2 separate regions of the Homo sapiens genome follow, and region 1 is linked to region 2. A link is a loop called in an ENCODE intact Hi-C map of the cell type or tissue named here. Cell type or tissue: endothelial cell of umbilical vein. All regions are shown on one strand. Each heading gives the region's core, and the rest is flanking DNA. Links, peaks and the distances in the headings are about the cores only. Region 1 has its middle 29 kb from the start of RAB12-AS1. Region 2 overlaps MTCL1 (microtubule crosslinking factor 1).

Region 1 (9,452 bases), core at 239-8,238, 65 kb before region 2:
AAAATGATTCACTATTAAGTTACTTTAAATAGTAAGCTCTCTTCCTATGTTTTAAAATAGATGATCTAAATGAATTGAACCAATTTTCAGGAATATATTCATACCTATATCAAGGCATACCTGATTGGACCCTATATAATTTTTGTTCATTTATTTATTTGTCCCTCGATTTGTCCAGCCTGCCTTATTGATCAGCCGCCCCGGAGGGGAGGGGACTTGGGAGTGAGGTCCTGTGGAGGAGGAGGGGGTGAGAATGGAAACTGTGGGTTGTCTATCTTAATGTGATTTTCCTGACTCAGTGGGCTGGCGAAGACTGCTTGGCATTTGAGACATAGCTACTTCTTGGTCTGTCTCCCAACTAGATTGTGAAGTGCTTGAGGACAGGGGACATTTCAGTCTGAATGTGTCTGCCAAGAAAAAGAGCAGGAGAGAGGAAGGAAGGAAGAGAAAAAGGGAGGGAGGGAGGGAAGAAGGAAGGGAAGGAAGGAAGAAAATTGTATATAATAGCCGTAATGTCTGTGTAGGTACATAAATGGATACATAGATACATTTAAACCACAGCCTTACAGTTATTCAAGTATTGCTACTTCTTTATAATCTGAGACAGAGAAAGAGCAGTCATTACTCTCTCATACAAGCTTCTTTTTCGTATTGTAACCTGAGAATTTAGCATTAATTGCTACAAAGGAAGCAAATAAAACTCACTTGTGAAAACACAAATTGCCCTGCTGCCTTTTGCTTTTTTTGCCTGTTGATATAAATTGAAAAATACACCAGGAACAATCAAACTTGCAGTCGATGGCATTGACTGGAAGAAGGATTAGGAAGTGAGAGAACAGGTTAAAATGTGGTCCACAATTCTCAGCGATGGCTGGAGATCAGGCTTCACCAGGGAGGAGGGTTAGCTCAAGGCTCAGGCTCGTTTAAATATTTTCCCCTTCCTCTCCTTCCTGTGAATTTAACCAGGAAAACAGCACAGTCTGTCACCTAGGTAACTGGCTCTCCTGCTGACTGGTGGAGATTGGAAACCGCACCCTTTCTCACTGCAAATTTGCATTCGCAGCTGGGCTTCGGGTGACCTCGCCAGAGGACAGAAAGCTAATCCAATCCTGCTGCTGAATGAGGGTGCCCGGTCCTACCTGGTCCACCTGACAGGCATCTGCCTCTGTAAGGAGTCTGTTTAAGGGTCCCGCGTGCCCATTGCTTTCCTTCAGAAGGAGGCTGGAAAATGCTTTTGATTTGAAAATGATGAAAATGAAAATGGTCCTTGGATTGTCACTTTGTGCAAAACCCTGTATTTCTAATTGGGAGAACATCGCTTCTCCCAACCATGTTCCCGAAGAGCCTGCAGGTTAGGCTGGCTGAGATGAGGACAAAGACCTTGGGTGCCCAGTTTAGTCATGTTAATTAAAATAAAAAATTGAAGTGGGGAGGCGTGAGGAGAATGTGCCTGGACAATAGGAACCCCAGGCCGTGGTCGTCAGCTCAGTGTTTGTTCACAGCCGCTCCTTTCTTTGCCCCATTGTGCTGTCAGCTCGGTGACTTCTGAGAGGGGCTGGGCGCCAGCTGTATGCAAAGTGCAGAGGCCCTGGGGCGGGTGCCTGGGGAGAGGGGCTGCCTGCATCACTTCTGTGTTACTCGTTTTCTCTTCTCCTCATGGAATAACAGCTAATTCACACCTTTATGTAATATCGGCGAACTCACACCTTCATGTGATAACGGCTAACTCACACCTTCATGTGATAATAACAGCTAACTCACGCCTTTAGTTGTAGGTGTTATTCTCAGGACTTCCGTGTCTAAAATGACTTCACCCTGACCATAATAACCTAGGAGATGGGCACTGTTCATGCTGATTTGAGAAAGGGGCAATCCCAGATGCAGGCAGCGGAAGTGATTTGTGCAGGCCTCATGGCCAGTAACTGACTCCTGACACCCTTGGCACCGGCCACCCCCCAACTCGCCCCTACATGCAGGTGGGTTCAGCTCAGCAGAAGAGGGCACTCAATGCCCTTGAGAGCAGGTGCGGGACCCAGGCTGCAACTGGCCTTGCTAACTTGTCCCTGGCGTCCTCACTCGCTGTCTGGCCTGGCAAGCCCGCGGTGAGCTCCCATCTGTCCCCTGTCATCTGCGAGCTGCGCTATGGAACTGATCTGAAGGGCCATCCGCCTCCCCCTCCACCCATGCTCCCCAACCTTGACTGCTCCCTTAGTGATCCCTGTAGGACAGGCGGAAGCCAAAGGAAAGGAAAAGAGAGGCTGCATGGGTACCTAGGAAAACGCCTAGTTAAGAGGCATTATCTGAGCTCCTTCCGAGTGCCAGTCCCAGCTTGGAATGGGGAGATGCACTGCCAGTGAGGTAGGCAGGGTCCCGGTCCTCCAGGCTGACCTGCTGACCCGCAGGGGACACAGACAGGAGGTGCAAGGGAGCAGCAGGGCCTGAGGGGATGCACATGTTGCCACAGGATCAAGAGTGAAGAAGCTGAGGTGAGGGCTGTGACTTCCCTAGGTGCTCAGAGAACGCTCCCGAGGCTGAGGCCTGCCCGCCAAGACATTAGGGGGAGGACAGCCTCAAGCAGACCTGGGGACAGGCCCCCAGCAGGGCTCAGGAGCAGAAACCGGCCAGATGCACCCAGCAAGCAGAGGACAGTGGCCAAGGGAGGTGAGTGGCTCACATGACTCGCAGGCCTTGGAGAGGGATCTGCACTTCATTCTAACTGCAATTTTTCACCCAAGAGAAAGGAAGGTAGCCTCGGGTTGGGAGGGACCCATTGTGCAATTTGTTGTAAGGTCAATACACACCTGAGGTGAGCAAAGACCCACTGTGAGTGATCGGAAGAGGGATCATATCCTTCCAATATCTGTGATCGATCCCATCCAACCCTCCCTTTTATGCATGGTGCCTGACGTGGATGCTGCTTCCTCAGATCTACATGTTCAGTACACAGCAGAGCCTAAACTGGAGGTCAGTCTGGTGAGGGTTCTGGTTTGCCCCAAAGAGATGTGGGGTGAATGAGAGAGTGATGGCATCAGGCTCATTTGCTGACCAGAACCCTGGGCTGACCTAGAGAACGGTAACGAAAGCACAGGATAGATGAAGAAGTGGGAGAAATGGGGCCGTGTGTGTGTGTGTGTGTGTGTGTGTGTGTGTGTGTGTGTGTGTGTGTTCTAATATAGGAATGTGCTTGCAATATTACAATATAATGGCAAGTGAAAAAGAAAGGAAACTAAAGAAAAGATAAGGATTTGGAAAGTTCAGTATTTTGACAAAGAGAGAGAACTAAAGACAGAAAAGAAGAAACTGTTCAACAAATAAAGAGATCAGGTTTTTATTTGTTTTTACTGTGAAAAGGAATCATTTGCTACCTACCTCAAAGATACTGAGCCCAAGTCCCTGCTCTGAAATTCAAGCACACTTGTCAAAAATCTAAAACAATTTTCATTCAGTAATAGACACTCAAGCCTTTGGTAAAGATAGGATATCTGGAATAAAGTCAGTTCCCCAACCTCACATAATACACATAAAGTAGGTCAAAATAGGTCCAACTAAAACTCTTAGAATAAAACTCAGGAGTAAATCTTCATGACTTTGGGTAATGTCTTCTTAAATATGGCATCAATTGCACAAAACAACAAAAGGAAAAAACAGATATAGTAGACTTCATCAAAATGATAAACTTTCGTCAGGAGTTCGAAACCAGCCTGGGCAACATAGCAAGACACTGTCTCTATAAAAAATTAAAAATTAAAAACTTTTGTGCTACAAACTATCAAGAAAGTGGGAAAACAATGCACAAAAAATGTTGTCTGTATCAAAATCTTTGCAAATCATGTCTCTGACAAGGACTTATATCCAGAATATATAAAGAATTCTTACAATTCAATAATGAAAACACAACCTAATTTTAAAAATGGGCAAATAATTTGAATAGACATTTATCCAAAGCAGGTATACCAATGGCCAAAGCACATGGAAAGATGCTCAACATCGCTAGTCATTAGGGAAATGCAAACCAAAACCAGAATGAAAGCCTTCTTAATACCCAAGAGGATGGCTATTATCAGAAACATACATACTACCAAGTGTTGGTGAGGATGTGGTGAAATTGGAACTCTCTTACACTGATGGTGGGAATATTGAAGGGTGCAGCCACTTTGGGAAAAAAAATCGGTAGTTCTTCTGTTACTGGTGGAGGGTCTTGACTGCAGGTTGTCCAGTTTCTAGGCATTTCGAACAAAGAATTGGACAAAATGCACAGCAAAGCAAGGAAAGAATGAAGCAACGAAAGCAGAGATTTACTGAAAATGAAAGTATACTCCATAGCGTGGGAGCGGCCCAAGCAGCAGCTCAAGGGCCCCGGATAGAGAATCTTCTTGGGTCCAAATACCCTCTAGAGGTTTCCCATTGGCCACTTGGTGTTCACCCCATGTAAATGAAGTGGTGGCCTGCAATCAGTCTGATTAGTTGCGGAAAGCAACCAATCAGAAGCTAAAGTGAAGTTACAAAGATGCACTCCTATGCAAATGAAGACTTGGCCTACAGTCAGAGGCTGAAGTTACAAAGCTACCTTCCTATGCAAACGTCTGGTTGCAGAAAGCAACCAATTAGAGGTACTTCCAATTTTCCATCTGCCTTGCAGAAAAGGTGGGGGTTTGCAAAGAGAGTAGCCTCTGGTCCTTTTGGTACTTGGGCATGGAAAGCTGGGATTTTTCTTTTGATTTAGTTCTAGGAAGTCAGGGTGAATCAGCCTTAGGTTTCCTGCCTCCAGATCCTATTCTCCCCCACTTCAAAAAGTTAAACATATTACCATAAGACCCAGCATATGACTCACCATATGACTCAGCCACTTCTACTCTCTTGGATATATATTCGATAGAAACAAAGACATATATCACATACACACTTGTACTTGGATGTTCAGAGCAGCATTATTCATAAAAGCCAAACCCAGAAACAATGCAAATGTCCATCAACAGATAAACGGAGAAGCAAAACGTGGTCTATACATACAATGAAATATTACTTGGCTGGGTGCCATGGCTCACGCCTGTAATCCCAGCACTTTGGGAGGCTGAGGCAGGTGGATCACCTGAGGTCAGGAGTTTGAGACCAGCCTGGCCAACATGGTGAAACCCCGTCTCTACTAAAAATACAAAAATCAGCTGGGCATGGTGGTGCATGCCTGTAATCCCAGCTACTCGGGAGGCTGAGGAAGAAGAATCACTTGAACTTGGGAGGTGGAGGTTGCAGTGAGCCGAGGTTGCACCACTGCACTCCAGCCTGGGTGACAGAGTGAGACTCTGTCTCAAAAAAAAAAAAAAGAAAAAAAAGAAATATTACTTTACACAGCTATAACACTACATCATGGATGAACCTTGAAGTGGTTCCAGTGGTTTCACTTATGCCAAGTGAAAGAAGCCAGTGAAAAAATACCATACACTGTGAGATTCCATTTATGTGGCGGGTCAGAAACTCCCCCATCTCTGCAAGTCCCCCGACCATCTCTGAAAGTGTGTTCATCTCAAACTTCATGCCCTGCACTCTAGGCTCTGGTCACACTGGGGTCCTCACTACTCCTCAAATATGTTACCATCCCATCTCCTATGTCCACACCTTTATTTCTCATGTTCCCTTGAGTGGCAGATTCCCACACATCCTTCAAAGGTCCTGGTCAGCCAGGAAGTCTACTGGTCTCACTCTATTCCCTGAGCACTTCTGCTTCTAAAATAACACACAAGCAGATGGAGAGAACGATCTACGTCACATTCAAGCAAAAGTCATCAGAAGAGTGTTTAGTCCTTTGCAGACATGCGTGCACACCGTGGGCAAAAAGGAGGGTCTCACAGGTGTGAGTGGACTTCACAGAGGTGGGGATGAAAGAGGTGGATGAGCAGATGGGGAATAGTAATGCTAGCTGATACTGTTTGCACACTCACTCTGCCCTATGCACTGTGTGTAAACTGTATTCGTTTAGTCTTGTCAACCTAAATAACAGACAGGGAGATGCTCTAAAAGAAAATGATTAATTGGGAATAGGCACTGTAATGGTAGTATGTGTGTCATAGTAAACTATGTGTGTATTCAGGGAGGTAAAGGAAGACTAAGATTTTTAAAGGGAAAATTAGGAGGATCATATCATTGTTGAGTCAGATAATTATCTGACTTGTAAGGATCAATTAACAAGGGTGGTGCTAATCCAAGGTTGAACAGGTAGTGGCTGGGCAGATGTCTTTGAAGAGGTAGTTTTTGTTTTTTGGGTGCAATAGTTTTGGGGTAAGACGTCGGGTGTTGTAGAACCTCTTGTGATAGTTCCTGTTATCAGACATTTATGCATGAGAACCTTCCTTTCATGGCCTTCCCCAGATCTGTTTGTCAAGGTTTCCAACACAAGTGACTCCTCTTTGAGTCTGACAACTTTCACACTTTCCCCTGTTGATCAAAATCTTTCTCCAAAAGCACTGCTGATCAATCGTTCTGTAGTTAGGTTGTTGTTGTTTGGAGATGAGGGTCTCGCTATGTTACTAAGGATGGCCTTAAACTCCTGGGTTCAAGTGATTCTCCTGTCTCAGCCTCCTGACGAGCTGAGACTACAGGCACATGCCACTGTGTCTGGATTGTGGTTAGATTTCGATTGTCCTTTGGTGCTGGGACAGACCTGTCCCAGTTCGGTCTGGTCTGGTCCCCGCTGGAAGGAAGTGTTTAGTAACCAGGAGTCAGCATCAAAACCCTTCTAGCCACATTTGAGCAACAAAAGAGGTTGGAGGGAGTGGATCTCATGCTAGGCCCACAGTGGACCCAGAGTCCACTGTGAAGCTCAATTTTGTCTGTTCTGTAGGTGTTAGCTTCATCTCAAAGTGTTGGGCCAGCATTACTCTGTTGTACTTATGCAGGAATTTAACAAGTAACAAGTACAAAGCTTAAAAAAGAAAATATGAAGTAAAATGATAATCTCAATTTGTATAATAGTTTTGAGCCATAAACCTAGGCTTAAAGACAACCAAATTGAATAAGTCAAATGACCACAGGGAATTAAGTGAGCTTTGTAGTAAACATGTAGTCCGTTTTCTTATTTTGTGTATGTGGGTCTCAACTTTCCCAGAGGAATTTATCCTGGTACAGCATGTAGCATTAGCAATAGTGCAGGCATTTCCTTACTTGACCAACACATACTGTAGAGCAATTTTATTTATTTAATTAATTTATTTATTTTTTAGACAGTTTCGCTCTTGGTGCCCAGGTCAGAGTGCAGTGGTGTGATATTGGCTCACTGCAACCTCAGCCTCCCGGGTTCAAGTGATTCTCCTGCCTCAGCCTCCCGAGTAGCTGGGATTACAGGCACGTACCCCCACGCCTGACTAATTTTTGTATTTTCAGTAAAGACAGGGTTTCACCATGTTGGCTAGGCTGGTCTGAAACTCCTGACCTCAGGTGATCCTCCCCGCTTGGCCTCCCAAAGTTCTGGGATTACAGGTATGAGCCACTGCACCTGGCCTATAGAGTAATTTTAGCATCTAGTATCCTATGGCTGGATTGAATTAAAGCAGAGTAAGCCAGTTGTATTAGGAATGTTGCCAAGTCACCCACTAGGCTGACTAAAGGATCTCTTAGGCCAGGTTCTGTCAAGTTACCAGCAGAAGATACCATTACCTTGCCAAGTGAGCAAGGTAGGCATTAAGAGTGGTAACAGTCTCATTATAATATGGAGTCATTAAGTTCAGGCATCTTGAGAAAAGCTGTTTGCAGTGTGAAGCTATCAACTTCTTGCCCTGGCTTGCAGTTTGAATATTTCTGGTTATGGCATCAGGCAGTTTGGTGAACTTTCTGTGTGATCCATACATCAGGCCCTAGACTTATTCATTAAAATTCATCTAATTTCAGTTTATAATGCTCCAGGAACAGAACAGTTCCTGTTTTTAGTAATTCCATGGAAAAAAGTTGGATTGGAGGAATCTAGAAGAATTCAGGGTTTAGTTTAGTCTATAGGTAAATAATGAGAACTCAGAAACAGTGTTCAGGGCTACAATCTAATTACAGGTGTACCATAGCTTTTATTTAGAAACATAATTTTTTCTTTCTACGTTGAACACAAAAGAATCTCAGACTTCAAATTTTAAAGGCTCTTGAGGCTAGAAAGCCGAACCAAGGTAGATTTCAGATTTTACATAGTCTTAAGATTCCTGGGCCTGCAAGGAAGTGACAATTTTTACTCACTTGCTGCAATGCTGGGAACCCTTGAAGCCAGGTATGTATGCTACGTACATTCTCGAATATAACATTCCAGTCAAAGCCTTGGTACTACAACCAATATTTCCAACTGTATCCTATTATAAAAAGAGAGCAAATTCTTACTGAATGTATGCAAATAACCATATTGCCATAAGAATACTCATAAATAGTTTCCAAATTCTGGTGAGATCAAGTAGGAAAAAAAGTAAATGCTTCTGTCTGTGTTCACAAAAGTATATTTTACCAGTTACTATAAATTATGGATAGCTTAAGAGAAAAAAATTATTAAATCTGGAAAACAAAACATTTAAGTAACAAGCCAACGTGTTAAACAGAGTCATAAAAACATTTTCTTCATCAGTTGTTTAATCTTATGTAATTATTTCTGTTCTGCTTGATTTCCTGAATGATCAAAAAATTTGATACAGGCCACACAGGAAATCATCTTAATAAGTCAGAAAATATTTTTTTCTTCGGAAAGTTACCAAGTAGGTAAAGAAAAACCTCCTGCAGTGTGATTGCTTCTTCTTATGGGGCACCTGTTTGGATAACCTAGAAGTCAAACCTGATTACAAAGATATGTGAATTTAGTCAGACACAGGAAGAATATATGTCCACAGGTTATGAGTGTATGCCACATTATAGACAAACGTAAACAAGAAAGCTAGCAGCTTGAGCAGGGGAATACAGGGCTCTTAATAAAAGCATGGGAAATTTTCTGGTTATATGGAACAATTCTGACACATCAAGAAAAGCCAAGAGTAAGACTCGGCCGGGCATTGTGGCTCATGCCTGTAACTTTGGGAGGATGAGGTGGGTGGATGATTTGAGGTCAGGAGTTCGAGACCAGCTTGGCCAACATGGTGAAACTCGTCTCTACTGAAAACACAAAAATTAGCCGGGCGTGGTGGCGGGTGCCTGTAGTCTCAGCTACTCAGGAGGCTGAGGCAGGAGAATTGCTTGAACCCAGGAGGTGGAGGTTGCAGTGAGCCAAGATCGTGCCACTGCACTCCAGCATGAGTGACAGAGCGAGACTCTGTCTCAAGAAAAAAAAAAAAAAAAAAAAAGCCTAGAGAAAGACAGTGCTCCAAACTGTAAAGCTACAGTTTGGAAGGTGGTTGAAAATTTATTTTAAAAAGCAGATTTCAGAATTAAATCAAAACCTTTTGCAAATTTTACTAAGAGCAGTTCAATAGTTCAAGAAAGCCTTATTGTTCTAGTATATG
Region 2 (9,452 bases), core at 371-8,370:
TTTGCATATTTAGTAGAGACAGGGTTTCACCATGTTAGCCAGGATGGTCTCAATCTCCAGACCTCGTGATCTGCCCGCCTCGGCCTCCCAAAGTGCTGGGATTACAGGCGTGAGCCACCGCGCCTGGTCTTGATACCGTATTTTTAAGTGAAAACAGATTTAGGACTCTTCCTTGTGATGAGTTATTCCCTTTATCAGTTGGTAATGACCTCTTTATTCTAATGTATTGCTTTTTGCTGTAAATTCTTTTTTATCTGCTTTCATCATCTATACCAAATTTCTTTTGGGTAGTATTGGCTTGGGATAGCTTTTTTTTCTTTTTTTCTTTTTTTTTTTTTTTTTTTTGTCTTAAACAACAGACATTTATTTCTGACAGTTCTGGAGGCTGGGAAGTCGAAAATCAAAATGCTAGTCAATTTGGTTCCTGGCGAGAGCCCTCTTCCCTGCTTACAGATAGCTGCCTTCTTGCTGTGTTTTCACATGGCAGAGAGCATGAGGGTGAGAATAAGAGGAGAGAGAGAGAGAGAGAGAGAGCGCGCGCGCGCGCAAGAGCGAGCGAGAGAGAGCGAGTGCGCATGCGCGCGCGCAACAAGCAATGTTCTGGTGTTTCTTCCTCTTTTCATAAAGATATTAACCCCATCATGGGGCCAAGGCCCCACCTCCATAGAACATCACGCTGAGGGTCAGGGCTTCCACATATGAATTTGGGGGAGGGCATAAACGTTCAGTCCATAATAAGGGGGAGAGTGGAGGAGGCAAGTTAGGAGGCTTCTCCAGTAAATCCTTGAGAGAGATGGTGGTGGTTTGAACCCCAGGGTTTTGGTAATTCTTTTTAAAATTTCTTTAAATTTTAGATTCGGAGGCATGTGTGCAGGTTTGCTGCATGAGTATCTTGCATAATAGTGAGGTTTGGGCTTCTAGTGCACCCACCACCCGAACGGTGACTGTACTCAGTAGATAATTTGTTTAAACCCTCACCACCATCCCGCCCATTCTCCCCGCTTAAGGACTCCCCAGTGTCTATTATTTACATCTTTGTGTCTATGTTTACCCATTGTTTAGCTCTCAATTGTAAGTGAGAACATGCAGTATTGGATTTTCTGTGTCTGAGTTATTTGACTTAGGATAATGGCCTCCAGCTCCATCCATGTTGCTGCGAAAGACAGGGTTTCATTCTTTTTTATTGCTGCGTAGTATTCCATGGTGTATATATACCACACTTTCTTTATCTAATCGTCTATTGATGGATACTTAGGTTGATTCCATGATTTTGCTATTGTGCATATTGCTTCAATAAACACATGAGTGTAGGTATTTTTTTAATATAATTTCTTTTGGGTAGATGCACATTAATGAGATTGCTGGGTTGAATGGTAGTTCTATTTTTACTACTTTGAGAATTCCCTATACTGTTTTCCATAGAGCTGTACTAATTTACATTCCTACTAACAGTGTATAAGAGTTCCTTTTTCTCCATATCCATGCCAACATCTGCTGTTTTTTGATGTTTTAATAACAGCCATTCTGACCGGTGTTTGATGATATCTCATTGTGGTTTTAATTTGCATTTCTCTGATGATTAGTGATGTGGAGCATTTCTTCATGTTTCTTGACCAGGTACATGTCTTCAATTGAGAAATGTCTGTTCATGTCCTTTGCATGGCCTGGGATAGCTTTTCTATGGTTTCTTTAGTTTCATTTTTCTATGTCATTATGTTTTCAGTGTATTTCTTCTGAACAGAATGTAGCTACATTTTTTAAAAATGGGATCTGAGACTCTCTCTTTTTTAAACTGATAAATTTAATGCATATATAAGCATTGTGGCTACTGATGGTTTGAGTTTATTTCTGTCATTGCATTTTATGTTCTTTATTTTCCCTGCTTGCTCCTTCTCTCTCTCTCTCTCTCTCTCCCTGCTTCCCTCCCTCCCTCCCTCTCTCTCTCTCTCTTTCTTTGACTTCTCTTTGAGTTTTTAATTCTGTGTCTTAGTTGGGAAGTTATACATTCTATTTCTGTGATTTTAATGATCACTCACATGTTTAACATGCATGTTTGAATTGAAGTTTAAAACTAATCATTAGCTGTATTCTCCTCCTGAAGAATACAGCCATCTTAGAAAGCTTCAACTTTAATCAAATCTTGTCTTTCATATGTTTTAGTATCATTTTAGTTTCATCTTTTTAAAATGACCTTTTAAAAACTTATTTAATAGCTAATGCTTGTTTAGATTAATTTACAGTTAATTTAATTGCCTATTTGTTTACTTATCATTGCTTCTTGAGTGTTACTTCTCTGAGTTCAGTTTCCTTCTTGCTGATCTTTTAATACATCCTTCAGCAGTTTTTTTCAGTTAGCAGTATTGCTTTCATTTCATATTGTCTTGAAATCTATTTAGTTGGGTGTGGAATTCCAACACTTTGAAGATAATATTTTATTATCTTTTGGCTCATTTTGCTGTAGAGAGGTCTGCTGTCAGCATAATTTTTATTTTTGAAGCTAATCTGTCTTCCTGATGACTCTTATACTTTTCTTTTTGTGTTTGGTATTCTATAGTTTCAGTCCACTTTATCTAGATTTATTCTTATTTTGCTCAGCATTCACCGTCAGTCTGATTAAGTCTGTCATGAAATCTGGAGAATTCTCACTCCGAATAGTGTTCGATAGTGAAATTTTCTCTGAATTGTATTTCCTTTCATCACCTGTATTCTTTCTAAAACTTCTGCTAGTCCCATGTGGGGCCTTCTTATGTTGTCCATTCTTTTTTTTTTTTTTTTTTTTTTTTTTTTGAGACGGAGTCTCGCTCTGTCGCCCAGGCTGGAGTGCAGTGGCGTGATTGATCTCGGCTCGCTGCAACCTCCGCCTCCCGAGTTCAAGCGATTCTCCTGCCGCAGCCTCCCGAGTAGCTGGGATTACAGGTGCACGCCACCATGCCCAGCTTTTTCTTTTTGTTTTAGAAGAAACAAGGGTTTCACCATGTTGGCCAGGCTGGTCTCAAACTCCTGACCTCAGGTGATCCACCCACCTCAGCCTCCCAAAGTGCTGGGATTATAGATGTGAGCCACCACGCCCAGCTGGATTGCTTGCTTATTGTACTGTTTTTTGAGACAAGGTCTTGCTGTCTCCCAGGCTGGAGTCCAGTGGTGTGATCACAGCTCAAGGCAGCCTGGACCTCCTTGGGCTCAAGCAGTCCTCTCGCCTAAGCACTTTCCACCCCCACCCCCGGCCCCGAGTAGCTAGGCTAGTGCCACATGCCCAGCTAATTTCCGTATTTTTTGGAGAGACAGGGTTTTGCCATTTTGCTCAGTCTGGTCTCAAACTCCTGGCCTCAAGGGATCCTCCTGCCTTAGCCTCCCAAAGTGCTGGGATTACAGGCTTAAGGCCTGCCTGTTATATATTTTTTTTCATTGTTGAGTTTTGAGAGTTCTTTGTACATTAAGTTAATTAATTAAAATTTTTTTAGAGACAGGGTCTCCCTCTGTCACCCAGATTGGAGTACAGTGGTATACTCGTGATGTACTGCCACCTTGAACTCTGGGGCTCAAGGGATCCTCTGCCTCAGCCTTCTGAGTAACTAGGACTAGAGTTATACGCCACCGCACCCAGCTGACTGTAGAAAATCTTTTGTAGAGATGAGGTCTCACAGTGTTGCTCAGGCTGTCTCAAACTCCTGGACTCAAGTGATCCTCTCACTTTGGCTTCCCAAGAAGACAAATATATATATATATATATATATATATATATATATATATATATATATATATATATATATATGGTTTGCAAATATTTTCTCTTACTCCGTAGCTTGTCTTCTCATCCTCTTACAAGGTTTTCTCAGGGCAAAAGTTTTTAGTTTATGAAGCCCAATTTAAGAATGATTCCTTTTGTGGTATCAATTTTAAAAGCTCTGTGCCTAACCCTACATCCTGAATATTTTCTCCTATGTATTTTTTGGAAAGTTTTATTGTTTTACATTGCACATGTATGTCTGTGATCCATTTTGAATTAATTTTTGTATATGCTATGAAACTTAGGTCAAGCTTCATTTTTTTGGCCTGTGAACACCCAGTTACTCTGGCACCGTCTGTTGAAAAGGCCACCTTTCCTCCATCGAATTACTTTTGCATTGTTGTCAAAAATCAGTTGGGCACATGTGTTTGGGTCTGTTTCTGGGTTCTCTGCTCTGTTCCATTGATCTCTGCCAGAGCCACCCAGCCTTGATCACTTAGCTATATATGTCCTGAAAGTGCTTTCTTGGTGCGGAGTCCGTGCCAGCCAGCAGATCCGAATCCCATTTGATCCCTCAATGGCATTTTGGCCCACTCACCTCTTTGCCTTTTGGTATGTCTGTGTCTCTCTACACAGCCCCGTCCTTATGAAACGCTGGATAAATATTTGTTCCATGGGTGAAGGTTTTATCATCTTTATTTTTCCCTTGAGAAAGAGCCAAAACATTATTTAAAAATCTCTTGCTGAGGAATTTCTGATTCTTTATATCATTACCTAAGGATAGTTAATAAAGGCCAGTAATTCCACTGTAGGTCAAGTTTTTTGACAATGACTGTGAGTCATGAAATTGGCCTGTTTGGTTAGTGATAAGCGAAGCCGCTTCTGTTCATCAACTTCCTGAACGTCAGCCAGGCTCCTCGCTGGGCTTGGACAACGCCGGCTTGTCCCCTGTGCGCTGTACAGCTGCCTTCTTTTTATTTCCTGTGCAGTCTCGCCCACAGCACTGCAGGCTCCGGGGGACCTTTTAGGGCAGATTATGGCACCCTTGGGATGGCTACCTTGGACGCAGCGATGCTGTGTGAACATTACTTTGCAGACTTCCTGAGAGATTGAAGATCCATCTATTTCTCTCCTTCTCTAAGACAGCCTTTCTTGGAAGATGGGAATCTCTGATAATGTGCAGGGCGTTTCAGCATTTTACCTACACGTTAGAATGGAACCTCTGACTTGTAGTGAAACAGACACTGTGCTTGCTGCTTTTCTTAAAAATAATTGGCTGGGTGCGGTGGCTCACGTCTGTTTTCCCAGCACTTTGGGGAGGCCGAGGTGGGCGGATCACGAGGTCAGGAGATCAAGACCATCCTGGCTAACACGGTGAAACCCCATCTCTACTAAAAATACAAAAAATTAGCCGGCCGTGGTGGCGGGCGCCTGTAGTCATAGCTACTCGGGAGGCTGAGGCAGGAGAATGGCGTGAACCCGGGAGTCAGAGCTTGCAGTGAGCCAAGATTGTGCCACTGCACTCCAGCCTGGGCGACAGAGCAAGACTCCATCTCAAAAAAAGATAAAAAAGTAAAAAATAATAATAATGATAATTAAAATAGGCTGGGCACGATGGTTCATGCCTCTAATCCCAGTACTTTAGGAGGCCGAGGCGGGCAGATCACCTGAGGTCAGGAGTTCAAGACCAGCCTAGCCAACATGGTGAAACCCCGTCTGTACTAAAAATACAAAAATTAGCCAGGCATGGTGGCAGGCGTCTGTAATCCCAGCTACTCAGGAGGCCGAGGCAAGAGAATCGCTTGAACCTGGGAGGCAGAGGTTGCAGTGAGCCAAGATCGCGTCATCGCACTCCAGCCTGGGGGGCAAGAGCGAGACTTCGTCTCAAGAAAAAAAATAATAATTAAAATATAGACAGCACATATTTCTGAATAATTTAGACTTTCACTAGGCAGTAAACTGCATCAAATTTGTAGCATTGTCTGTGCTATGGGAAAAATAGAAACTACTGCTCTTCTCAAAAAAAAAATTTTTTTTTGAGACAGAGTCCCACCCTGTCACCCAGGCTGGAGTGCAGTGGTGTGATCTCAGCTCACTGCAACCTCTGCCTCCCAGGTTCAAGTGATTCTCCTGCCTCAGTCTCCTGAGTAGCTGGGATTACAGGTGTGCACCACCACACCTGGCTAATTTTTGTATTTTCAGTAGAGACGGGGTTTCATTATGTTGTCCAGGCTGGTCTTGAACTCCTAACCTCAAGTGATCCACCTGTCTCAGCCTCCCAAAGTGCTGGGATTACAGGCGTGAGCCACTGTGTCCCGCCTCAAAATTTGTATTTGATTCTCTTGGGGTCTGTTGAATTTATATGCTACAAGTCATGTTATTGATGTAATATAATTTAGGTAACTTTATTCTTTTAATCTTCATTTTTTTTGAGACAGGGTCTCGCTCTGTTGCCCAGGGATCATGGCTCACTGCAGCCTTGACCTCTTGGGCTCAAGGGATCTTCCTGCCTCACCCTCCCGAGTAGCTGAGACTACAGGCGTGTGCCACCACACCCGGCTAATTTTTTTGATTTTTTAAATTTATTTATTTATTTATTTTTTAGTAGAGACTGGGTCTCATCATGTTGCCCAGGCTAGTCTCAAACTCCTGAGCTCAAACAATCCTCCCACCTCAGTTTCCCAAAGTTTTGGGATTACAGGGGTGAGCTGCCGTGTTTGGCTAATTTAGGTAACTTTTATCTTCAAGTGCAGAATCAAGAGTCAGAGAAATAGAAATGCTTAGAAAATACTCCATAGGATTCTCTACGGCCTGAGTGCTGTTTCTTGGTGTTGCTCAGACTCAAGTGAGCCATCGTACGTTGAAATGGTATGATTATGAGCCAAATAAGCAAGTTGTGTTGTTTTTTTCTCCCTGGTAATAAAAAATCATTCGCATTGAAAAGACGCCGAGTCACCCATACATAGTTACACAGCCCAACTGAATGTCTCCCTGTTGGGCAGGTAATCAGGCAGCACTTGAATTCTGACCTGAGAATAAGCCCCAGAGAGAGGATGGACCCCAGGTGCTGGCAGGGTGCCGCTCCCCATGGCTGTTTGTACAGGGTGGTTATTCTCCCCTGAAAGAATGTTGGGGGTGGGGGCAGTTAGGTGTGTGTTTGTTCCTTGCATCGTAGATATGCTTTCGTGTGACCTTCAGCAGTGTTCCTGGGACAAGGGGAGCAGGAAATGGGGAGGGCATTCATCAGGCAGTTGGCATTTGAACGTAGACACTGTTCATCTTTGGGTGCGGATGTGCTCTGGTTGCCCAGGCAAAGCCGTGTTCATTGATCAGACATCTATCTGTGTACTGTTTAGCACTCAACAGTTGCGGGTAGACCGTTGCCAGTTGTTTTCGCATCACACGTGGCTCATCTCTCCTGGCAGGGGGGAGGAAGGTGAGAGCTGAGGACGCAGTGCCTGGGAGCCAGGGCGCAGGGCAGCCCTCGGGACTGTCAGACCACCTCGGGGGCTGAGGTGAGACGAGGCCGGGGAGTGTTTGATCTTCTGTGTTTATTCATGGGCATTAGTAAAGCTTTTTTTCATAAATGAGAGAAACAAAATCACTGCTGAAAAATCCTCCATGTATTGTTTCTGTAAACTATAGGAAACATTAAAATTTGAAGATGATATGGTTTTTCACAAGTGCCTGTCTGTATCTGTGTCGGCCTCATTTTTTGTTTGTTTGTTTGTTTGTTTTTGAGAGGGAGTCTCTGTCGCTCAGGCTGGAGTGAAGTGGCGTGATCTTGCCTCACTGCAACCTTTGCCTCCTGGGTTCAAGCGATTCTCCTGCCTTGGCCTTCCCGGTAGCTGAGATTACAGATGCCTGCCACCACACCTGGCTAATTTTTGTATTTTTAGTAGAGATGGGGTTTCACCATGTTGGCCAGGCTGGTCTTGAACTCCTGACTTCAAGTGATCCACCCACCTCGGCCTCTCAAAGTGCTGGGATTACAGGCGTGAGCCACTGTGCTTGGCCGTTAGTATCCTGTTAATGATTGAGAACCTCAAGCATTGGCACTGAGGAGGCTACAGGAGCGTCCTCGCAGGTGGGAGTGGGCCGGCCAGCTGGCTGGGTCAGTGGTGGGGCTTGGCCAGGCCGTTTTTACTTTTCAATCTTGAAGTAACACTCAGAGTTTCTTGTTTGTTTCCAAGGGTTCTCATGTGTAGGAATCTTGGTTTGGGTTTGGATATGTCGTTTTTATCTTCCCTTGAGAAAGAGCCATAAACATTATTTTGAACTTATTTGTAAACGAGGTTACTCACAGGGTCACCTAAGTAATAAGGCCCAGTTGTCATCTAACCCTCGTGGAAACATTACAGGTGAGGGTTGCTAGAGGAATCACTTGAGTAATCTGCTTGGAGCAGGGTTTCTCTGCTGTCGTTTTAGACTGGGTCCTGCTTCGTTGTGGGGACTATCCTGTGGACTGCAGGATGCTTAACGGTGTTCCTAGCCTCTGCCCACTAGATGCTGGTAGCACCCCCCCTCCCCAATTTGTGGCAATCAAGAACTCTTTTCCTCCTCCAACTCCGTTGAAGCTTTGGAGGGAAGAGTCATCGCTTGACCCTGAGTACTTTGTGTTGAAGGATTTCAACTGTCTTGAAGGATTTGTTTGACAAGATTGTGGGTTGGCTGCACAAGGTTTGTTCTAGCACCTTAGGAAAACTCTCTTGTCTCCCTTCTTACTGTCTCAGGTCACACCCTGCTCCGGAGCCATCCCCGTGAAGTCTCCAGCTTGGCTCATTATGTATTTTCTGAAGGGTACCCTGCATTTTCTAGCTGATTGATGAGATGGGTAGAAGGTGATACCCATGTTCACCTTTGCTCTCAACCTTTTGCAAAACACCCTTTTAAGTGACTCTAGATGTTTGGGCCCTTCTCTGTGGGAAGATTAGAGGGCGGCAGTGCCAGGAGCAGGTTTTGACAAGTGGTTTCTTGTGCCGTCACTTTTACTGAGGTGGTGAAAGATTGTACAGTGCGTGCCTGGGATCAAGCCCTTTAGCTGGTGATGCCAGGCCCTGGCTGCACGGTAGCATCCCTGCGGAGCTTTTAAGAATCCTGCTGCCCAAGCTACACCCTGGCCCCTACATCAGACCCTGGGGGTGGTGACCCAGGCATCTGTGGTTTTTAGAACTTCCCTGGTGGTTTCAGGTCAGCAGCAGTGTGCCTGCAGCATCTCCTTTACAGAAACTTAACAATTTTCCACCAGGAGAGGGTCTGGGAGTTGGTCAGATTAATGAAGGGTAAATGTAGGAGTTTCCCAAACTGGCGTTTTGTGAACATGAGGCTTCGGAGTCACTTGTTTGGACAAATGACCTCTGTCCATCAAAGCCAAGGCCCCAATTTAGCTAGGATATATAATTACTCTAATAAGTTAATAAGTTCACAGTCATGAGTTTTATATTTCCAGGACTACAGAAGTTGTAAAGGACAATAACTGTATGGTTTCCTGTTACAGTTTTCCTAAAGCAAATCCAAGGTCAGATTCTAGCATATGCATGAAGGTGGCCTTTGTCTATGGTGGATTTGAACCTGCCACTCATCAGTTCTACTCCACTCCTCTGCCACCTTCAGTTTCTTTTCTCCTCTGTCCTCTTCCCCTTTAGCTCAGCTAAAGAGCACACTGTTCTGGCTGTTGTGAAAAATGGCACTGAATCTGTGTGGCTCTGTCCTCTGGGTCACTGGC

Evidence for each region. Hi-C counts contacts between places; a loop is a spot of excess contacts. Peaks named below come from ENCODE experiments on the same cell type or tissue, not always from the same donor. Only the 100,000 strongest peaks of a DNase experiment are listed, where the experiment ranks them.
Region 1: a loop joins it to region 2, with 6 times the contacts of the local background. A loop is called at or near these places in 2 of 110 quality-filtered maps.

Annotation. Positions count from the first base shown.
Region 1 is chr18:8,660,936-8,670,387 of GRCh38, forward strand. No RefSeq gene overlaps it. Among named protein-coding and RNA genes, the nearest start is that of RAB12-AS1, 29 kb to the left of the region's middle. RefSeq lists an enhancer at 1,332-1,916. In endothelial cell of umbilical vein, for the core only: no CTCF peak of the experiment used is centred there; DNase peaks (open chromatin) are centred at 966 and 4,826; H3K27ac peaks cover 626 bases.
Region 2 is chr18:8,725,962-8,735,413 of GRCh38, forward strand. All of the region lies in intron 3 of MTCL1 (microtubule crosslinking factor 1), which reads left to right. Among named protein-coding and RNA genes, the nearest start is that of GACAT2, 23 kb to the left of the region's middle. RefSeq lists an enhancer at 4,450-4,744. In endothelial cell of umbilical vein, for the core only: no CTCF peak of the experiment used is centred there; a DNase peak (open chromatin) is centred at 4,610; H3K27ac peaks cover 4,251 bases.